Linked DNA regions of Homo sapiens: region 2 is linked to region 1. A link is an interaction called in ENCODE POLR2A ChIA-PET data of the cell type or tissue named here. Cell type or tissue: PC-9. All regions are shown on one strand. Each heading gives the region's core, and the rest is flanking DNA. Links, peaks and the distances in the headings are about the cores only. Region 1 has its middle 29 kb from the start of MIR7706. Region 2 overlaps AKAP13 (A-kinase anchoring protein 13).

Region 1 (4,396 bases), core at 288-4,287:
TGCTGGGATTACAGGCACAAACCATTGCACCCCACCCCACTGCCCTGCTTTTTCTTTTACTTATCACTATATGATATGCTACTTATTTTACTTACTTGTTTTGTTTATTATCTGTCTCCTGTAAGTAAGTCATAAGGGCAGGAATTTTTTTTTTTTTTAGGCAGAGACTCTTTGTGTCACCCAGGCTGGAGTGCAGTGGCATGATCTTGGCTCACTGCAACCTCTACCTCCCAGGTTCAAGCAATTCTCGTGCCTCAGCCTCCTGAGTAGCTGGGATTAGAGGCTCCTGCCGCCACGCCCGGCTAATTTTTGTATTTTTGGTAGAGACGGGCTTTCACCATATTGGCCAGGGTGGTCTCGAACTCCTGACCTCAGGTGATCCACCTGCCTCGGCCTCCCAAAGTGCTGGGATTTCAGGAATGAGCCACCGTGCCCGGCCTGGAATTTTGTTGTTGTTGTTGTTGTTGTTGTTGTTGTTGTTCTATTTTATTCATTGCTATTGCCTACATAAAGCCTGGCACATGTCAGGAAGTTCAATGAGTGAATGAACATTTGGCGAGTAATACATCTAAGTCCTCTCGTGGCCTTTATATTCAGACTGACTCGGGTTCAGATCTGAGCTCCTCAATTATAGGTTGCTTAATGCTATGCACATTACTTAATCTTATTGAGACTTAATTTCTCACCCCAAAACACAGTGCAATAATTTCTGTCAGAATTGTGAGATTAGATGAGGTCATAACATCCTACACTTGCCTGCCACGTTGTAGGCTCTCATTTTATACACTTGGGGTGACCAACTAGAGTGAGGAAGAGAACCCACTAAATTGATATGTCAGGAGATCTTGCTTATCTTTTGTGAATCAGTGATGGCTGATGAACAACTAGGGATATAAAGGATATACACGTGGCTCCATGTGAGAACCAATATTTGTGGCCTGTTGTTAGCACACTTGCCTAGTTTTACAATGACTGATCCAAGAAAGAAGACATTTCTTTGGATGGTCTGGAAATTCTGGTGGGACACAGATGATAAATTGCTGGCTCTTGGCAAAAGATGACATGACTCTTATTATCTGATTATTTACTTAGTGTCATGGCCTGTATGTTGTAGCCTTCCAAAATTCATATGTTGAAACTCCAACCCCCAGTGTGATGGTATTTGGAGACGGGGCCTTTGGGAGGTGATTAGGATGAGATGAGATCATGACGGTGGGGAGATCATGACGGTGGGGGGATCATGATGGGATTAGTGCCTTTATAAGAGACAGTAGGGGGCTTACACTTGACATCCTCCAACTGCCAAGCCATGTGAGGACAAAGCAAGAAGGCAGCCATCTGCAAGCCGAGAAAAGAGCCCTCATCAGAATCTGACCATATGGACACACTGATCTTGGGGTTCCAGCCTCCAGAACTGTGAGAAAATTAATTTGCACTGTTAAGCAGTTTGGTTATGTCAGCCTGAGCTGACTAAGACATTTAGGTACTCTCCCTTTTGCATTGGACCTATACAAAATGGGAATCTGGGCCAGGCACGGTGGCTCACGCCTATAATCCCAGCACTTTGGGAGGCCAAGGGGAGAGGATTGCTTGAGCCCATGAGTTCAGGACCAGCCTGGCCAATATAGTGAGACAGGTCTCTATATTAAAAAAAAAAATGTTAATGGGAATCTGTATAATACAATGGCAAAGTGAGAATAAAAAATACCAGGACCAAGGAAAGTGCACTTTAGCATAGGAGTATAGGTGAAGGGGAAGAGCAAGTGGTTGATAAGGTGATACAGATTTCTAGAAGTGAGCTGTGAATTTAGTTTTAAGCTTTGAGTTGACCAAGGAAAAGAGATAGAGAGAGAGAGAGGGAGAGAGAGATTATAAAGGTCAGTAAGGGACAGAATCTCATGGCTTAATGTCTATGAGTTGATAAACTCTTAGAGTTCAAGGTAGCGCCAGTTATTTTAGCATCCTATAAGGTATAACTATCTGACTCCTTCATTCTGTGATTGGTCCCTTAACAAACATGCCCAAGTGAATACATTCAAAGGAATACCTTGAATGTAATATCCAGCTGCCACCTTATGCTCATCATGCTTAATGAAATGTCCCTGGTTTTCCCTTTCAAACTGTGGCAACTTTTTTCTTTCCTTTTTTTTTTTTTTTTTTTGAGATGGAGTCTTGTACTGTCACCCGGGCTGGAGTGCAGTGGTCTGATCTCTGCTCACTGCAACCTCTGCCTCCCGGGTTAAAGCAATTCTCTTTCCTCAGTCTGCTGAGTAGCTGGGATTACAAGTGCATGCCACCACGCCTGGCTAATTTTTTTTTTTTTTTTTTGTATTTTTAGTAGAGACAGGATTTCACTATGTTGGCTAGGATGGTCTCGAACTCCTGACCTCGTGATCCGCCCGCCTCGGCCTCCCAAAGTGCTGGGATTACAGGCTTGAGCCACCGTACCTAGCCAAGCTGTGGCAACTTTTAAAATGTAGACTCAATATCCTTGTCCTATAAGAGTGGTTCTAATTTTTAAAAAATTCTCACTATGAAGCCCTTTAGGTACGGTGCTGAGTACCCATGAACCTTATCTCTGATCACCACTGCAACTCACTCTTATGGCATGGATCAGCAAGCAGGGCTCAGAGAAGGTAAGTCACTTGCCCACAGGCTCCCGGATAATAAGTAAAATAACTGGAGCCCCAGAGCCTCTGCTCCTTTCATTCCACAGGTGTTTCTCACACCTTAGTCATTTATATGCCCCCTTCACAATCTTCATCTCATCCTCATAACCTGGGTTACTGCTTAGTATCTCTCAGCAATTTAACTCACTGTATTTTTACTTAAATAAGTTTTTCGTTAAGCAATATAGCTTTTCCGTAAGCAATATGCATTAAATTATGGGTTCAACGTGCTTGTCATATATATACAGTTAATGCATTTAAAGTAATTATGTAACTATTACTTTTTAAATTAAAAAATGTGTGCTACCTAACATATCTGATTTCCAACTAATGATATGCATGTTCAACACTGTTTCCAGAAGTTAAATAAGGTGGATATTTTATTGGGCAATAGTATTTGTTGCTATAGTTTTGGGTTTTAAAGTAACAAAACCACTCTTCAAACAAGGATCACCAACTCTCTGTGACGGCAAAAATAAAAAGTAGAGAACCAAAACTATTTCAAATAGCCACAATATTATCTCAGGAGAGATGGCTAGGCTGGGCATGGTGGCTTACGCTTGTAACCCCAGTCTTTTGGGAGGCCAAGGTGGCCAGATCACCTGAGGTCAGGAGTTCAAGACCAGCCTGGCCAACATGGTGAAACCCTGTATCTACTAAAAAAACTAAAATTAGCCAGATGTGGTGGCAGGCACCTGTAATCCCAGCTACTCAGGAGGCTGAGACAGGAGAATCGCTTGAATTCAGGAGGCAGAGTTTGCAGTGAGCCGAGATCGTGCCACTGCACTCCCACCTGGGCGACAGAGCAAGTCTCCGTCTCAAGGGAAAAAAAAAAAAAAAAAAAGCAAAGACACGTGGCTAGATTTGCAAGGGGTCTATGGTGAGGGAAACAGTCATTTAGATAAATATGTTTTTGTACTTTCACTTAAAATAGACATTTCTGGCCAGGTGCAGTGGCTTACACCTATAATCCCAGCACTTTGGGAGGCCAAGGCAGGTGGATCACCTGAGGTCAGGAGTTCGAGACCAGCCTGACCAACATGGTAAAACCCCGTCTCTACTAAAAATACAAAAATTAGCTGGGCGTGGTGGCAGCTGCCTGTAATCCCAGCTACTCGGGAGGCTGAGGCAGGAGATCACTTGAACCCGGGAGGCGGAGGTTGCAGTTAGCTGAGATCATGCCACTGCACTCCAGCCTAGACAACAGAGTTAGTGAGATTCCGTCTCAAAAAAAAAAAAAAAAAAGACATTTCTTAATAGTTACACTTTAAATAATGCTATGGCTAGAAATTGAATAAAAACCTTTGGACTTGGTTAATAACTATGACAAGACTAGCACGAAATCCTATTTAAATAAGGCCTCAATAGAGCACCATGACAAAACAGAATCAACAAGGTTAATTAAGTCTTTGTGCCTTATTATATACCTAGGGAACCCAACCTTGTAAGATTAAACAGCATTAAAAATAGAAGGGCATGTGGTGAGTTGAGTTTACACTCAGTATACCAATGAAATTTTCTCTGTGGGTTTTCACTGGTTGCTTTTAAGAGTAAGTTTGAGCAGTAATCTCTGAGGAGGATCTTCTGATCTAACCAAGTGAAAGAACAATTTCATTAGCACTACAGCAGGGAAGATGTCATTTATTGATGAGCTAACAGTCATTGGATAGATGCCCAGTGATGCTGGATATTGTGCTGGGTTCTGAGAAAATCTAATAAGATGTGGT
Region 2 (4,396 bases), core at 223-4,222, 57 kb after region 1:
ACTAATTTTTGTGACCTTAGACTAGAAAATAGTTTTTTTTTTTGTTTTTTTTTTGGAGCTGCAGTTCCACTGTGTGTAAGATGGGAAAAACAGTACCTATTTTATATACCATATTGCTCGTTGCTGGACACATATGTGTCCAGCAAGCATTTATTTTTTGTCTGTGGTTGTACCTATAATTGGGGAGAATTTTTTTTCTTTAAGTGTAGATCAATTATGGTATAGGACATTGGAAGGTAGAAGAAGAGGTACTATATACAGCAGTTACTGACCTTTCCAGTCTGAATTCCTATTTAGAAATAAACTACTTATGTTATTTGTGTTACTGTTTTAGGAGACATGAATTGGCTAATAAGTTGTTTGCAGTGTTGTTTCTTTGCTAATTTTTGTAAATGTAATTAGATTTCATAACATTTTGTGTTAGGAGAACATAGACACTTTGAGAGAAAAATGCATAATAAAAGCTAATTTGATGGTTTCTAGGGGTAGTTCTATTTTGAAATTCCTTTCAGCAGACAATATGAGACAGCATATTATGGGCTAGGCCCTGAAAGAACCAAGGGAGAGTAAAGCACAGTCCTAGGCCACAAAGAGTATGTCTCTGGAGGATAAGATCTCTGGATTTTTTGTCCTACTTACAAAACAGAAATAATATATTTTATGCTAGTTACAAGTAGTATAAGCTCATTGAAGAAATATTTAAGCAGAAGGAATGTGCACCAGCCACTAGGAATGCAAAGATAATTGGGGTATAGTGAGAGATATGGAAATTTGTTGTGTAACAATGTTAGAGTACCAACTTTGTGGTATACAGGCTTCTAAGGAACACAGATGAGGGATGAGGGATGGGACGGGTGTGCTGGGTCTTTTTTTTTTTTTTTGGGACGGAGTCTTGCTCTGTCACCCAGGCTGGAATGCAGTGGTGCGATCTGGGCTCACTGCAACCTCCGCCTCCTGGGTTCAAGAGATTCTCCTGTTTCAGCTTCCCGAGTGGCTGAGACTACAGGCATGCGCTGCCATGCCTGGCTAATTTTTTTAAAATTTTTTTTATTTTTAGTAGAGACAGGGTTTCACCATGTTGGCCAGGCTGTTCTTCAACTCCTGACCTCAGGTGATCTGTCTGCCTTGGCCTCCCAAAGTGCTGGGATTATAGGCATGAGCCATCGTGCCCGGCCTGTGCTGGGTCTTAAAGCATGAGTAGGAATTTGCCAGGCCTGGGTTGAGGAGAGAAAGAATGGAATGATGGTTCTGCTGTGATACACTGTGTGCAAAGAAACAGACGTCAAAGAGCTTGGTGTGTTTGAACTCAGTGAGCAGTGAGGTGTAGAATTATTTCGTGTGGATAGGGTGTGGTCACCGAATTAGGTTAGAAAGTCAAAATGGGGTGGGTGGAAGCGTCTTTTAGTTTGTCCTCTTGAAGCAAAAGGGAGGATAGTCTGGTTTTGTTTTGGATACCTCATTCTGTGAGCAGTAGAGGATAGTGGCTTGGCAGAGGGAGAAGGGAGCATTGCCTCTCAGACAAGTTAGAGGAGGCCATTACCATAGTTTTGGACAGATTGTGAGGGCTTGAATGCAGTGAGGTTGGAAGGGAGCCAGCAGATCTAATGGACATTTTGAAAGTTGAATGGATGAAACTTGTTGAGTAGATGGTGGGAATTAGGAGGTGGTAGTTGTCCAGAATAACTGGGAATTTCTAGCACAGGCTGCTGGGTGAATGAGAGTGCACTGAGGGGCATGATTCATTCTGGCATGGGAGAGGAGTTGGCTTCCTGGAAGTGGTAATGTTTACATTTGGCTTAGATTACCTCATTCAAAGTGGTTCTTGATTTTGCCCACAATCTATTTTAGAGTCCATTTATTCATCTAGAAAGTACCAACTGCTTACTGCATGCCAGTAATTGATATTTTAAGAATATTAAAAAATGTTAATTGTGGTAAACACACATACCATAAAATTTACCATCTTAACCATTTACCGTCTTAATCATTTTTAAGTGCAGAGGCAGTGGCATTTAGCTCTTTCACATTGTCGTGCAGTCATCACCACTGTCCATTTCCATGACTCTTTTCATGTTGCGGAACGGAAATTTTGTACCCATGAAACAATAACTTTCTATTTCTCTCTCCTCCGTGTCCCTGGCAAATACTTTTCTACTTCCTGTTTCTATGGATTTGACTATTCTGGGTACTATATGTAAATGATACCACACAGTCTGCGTTCTTGTGACTGGCTTACTTCACTTAGCACAATGTCATTAGAATTCATCCATGTGGTAGCATGTGTCAGAATGTATTTCCTTTTTAAGGCAGAATAATATTCCATTGTATGTATATACCACATTTTGTTTATCCATTCATCCACCAATGGACACTAGAGTTGTTTCCACATATGGGTTATTGTGAATAATGTTGCTTTGACCATGGGTGTACAGACATCTTTCGAAGTCCCTGCTTTCAGTTCTTTGGCGTATGTACCCAGAGGTGGACTTGCTGGATCATATGGTAATTCTATTTTTAATTTTTTGAGGAGCTGCCATACTGTTTTCCATAGTGGCTGTACCATTTTACATTTCTAACAGCAGTGCACAAGTGTTCCAGTTTCTCTGTACCCTCACCAACACTTGTTATTTTCTGTTTTTGTGACAGTAGTCATCTTATAGTGTGTGAAGTGATATCTCATTGTGGTTTTGATTTGCATTTTTCTAGTAGTTAGTGATGTGAGCATCTTTTTATGTGGTTATTGGCTATTTGTATATCTTTTTTGGAGAAATATTTGTTCAAATCCTTTGCCTGTTTTTCATTTTTATTTTATTTTAATTTAATTATTTTTTTGAGATGGAGTTTCACTCGTCGCCTAGCCTGGAGTGCATAGGCACGATCTCTGCTCACTGGAACCTCTGCCTCCCAGGTTCAAGCGATTCTCCTGCCTCAGCCTCCTGAGTAGCTGGGATGAAAGAGTGCACCACCACACCCAGCTAATTTTTTGTATTTTTAGTGGAGACAGGGTTTCATCATGTTGTCTAGGCTGGTCTCGAACTCTTGACCTCAGGTGATCTGCCTGCCTCGGCCTCCCAAAGTGCTGGGATTACAGGTATGAGCCACCCTATCAGGTCCATTACCCTTTTTTTAAATTGGTTGTAGGAATTATTTATGTATTCTAAATATTAATCTCTTATTAAATAAGAGTTGCTAGAATTTTCTCCCATTCTGTGGGTTGCCTTTTCACTCTGTTGATTATATTCTTTGATGCAGCTAGTAGTAGTTTTTTTTTTTTTTTTTTGAGACAGAGTCTCGCTTTGTCTGTCGCCCAGGCTGGAGTGCAGCGGTGCGATCTCGGCTCACTGCAAGCTCCGCCTCCTGGGTACACGCCATTCTCCTGCGTCAGCCTCCCGAGTAGCTGGGACTGCAGGCGCCCACCACCACACCCTGCTAATTTTCTTGTATTTTTAGTAGAGACGGGGTTTCACCGTGTTAGCCAGGATGGTCTCTATATCCTGACCTCATGATCCGTCCGCCTCGGCCTCCCAAAGTGCTGGGATTACAGGCGTGAGACACCGCGCCTGGCCTGATGCAGCTAGTAGTTTTTTAATGAACCTTAAATTATAAGGGAGGTTGTTGCTTTTATAGTAACTTTACTGAGCTCAAATGAAGAAATTAGTTTCCTCCATTTTCCTTTAGAGGAGTATGATATAATTTTATAATTTGAAAAAGGGTTGGTATTCACTTTTTCTGGAATTTTCCTTTCTAGGTATGATTTATGACCTAGTATCTTTTGAGTAATGTCTCCTTCCTTTCTTTTTCATGGCCCTCAGGTGTGGTTATTAGAATAAGCATCATGACCATGACTTCCCCGGGCTGGTCGCTCATCACCAGCTGTCCAGTTAGAAGCAAGTCTGGTCATACCTGCTTTTGTGTACCATGTCTTACAGTAGTAGTTGTCTTGGGGCTGTCTCCCTACTCATGCCCTTCTTGTCGACTTTCACCTGGGTCATGAGAATGGCTTCAAAATAGGTCTTCTGCTTCAGATTTCTCTTAATTTTCCTGTACACTGTTTGGACTGGCCTTTCCAAAACACCTTTCAGGGGCTTTGTGATGCTTTCAGGATCAAGTTCAGACACTAAGCTTGGCAGTCCAACTCCTTCTACCTTGACCTTAACCCCCCTTTGCAGTTATTTTCTTCCCTGGTCATTAGTATATTGGCAGTGTCAGTCAAGGCATTTTATCTTCCTTGGACTGGGGTAAGATGCTTGATAGGTGGGCCATTTCTCTTCTGCGACTCTCAGATTTACCATCTGTCACCTGGACGTGCTTGTGCTGTGCTCTCTGCTTGGAATGCTGTCACCTCTTCACCTTGCCTGGTTTTTCAGGGCCTAACTCAAATCCCTTTCCTCCTTGA

The links. Peaks named below come from ENCODE experiments on the same cell type or tissue, not always from the same donor. Only the 100,000 strongest peaks of a DNase experiment are listed, where the experiment ranks them.
Region 2: POLR2A ChIA-PET joins it to region 1 with 8 read pairs; 12 of 35 experiments call an interaction of 5 or more read pairs at or near these places.

Annotation. Positions count from the first base shown.
Region 1 is chr15:85,349,488-85,353,883 of GRCh38, forward strand. No RefSeq gene overlaps it. Among named protein-coding and RNA genes, the nearest start is that of MIR7706, 29 kb to the right of the region's middle. In PC-9, for the core only: no CTCF peak of the experiment used is centred there; a DNase peak (open chromatin) is centred at 2,674; H3K27ac peaks cover 594 bases.
Region 2 is chr15:85,406,365-85,410,760 of GRCh38, forward strand. The region is part of intron 1 of AKAP13 (A-kinase anchoring protein 13); the gene reads left to right. Among named protein-coding and RNA genes, the nearest start is that of AKAP13, 28 kb to the left of the region's middle. In PC-9, for the core only: no CTCF peak of the experiment used is centred there; DNase peaks (open chromatin) are centred at 727 and 1,737; H3K27ac peaks cover 2,544 bases.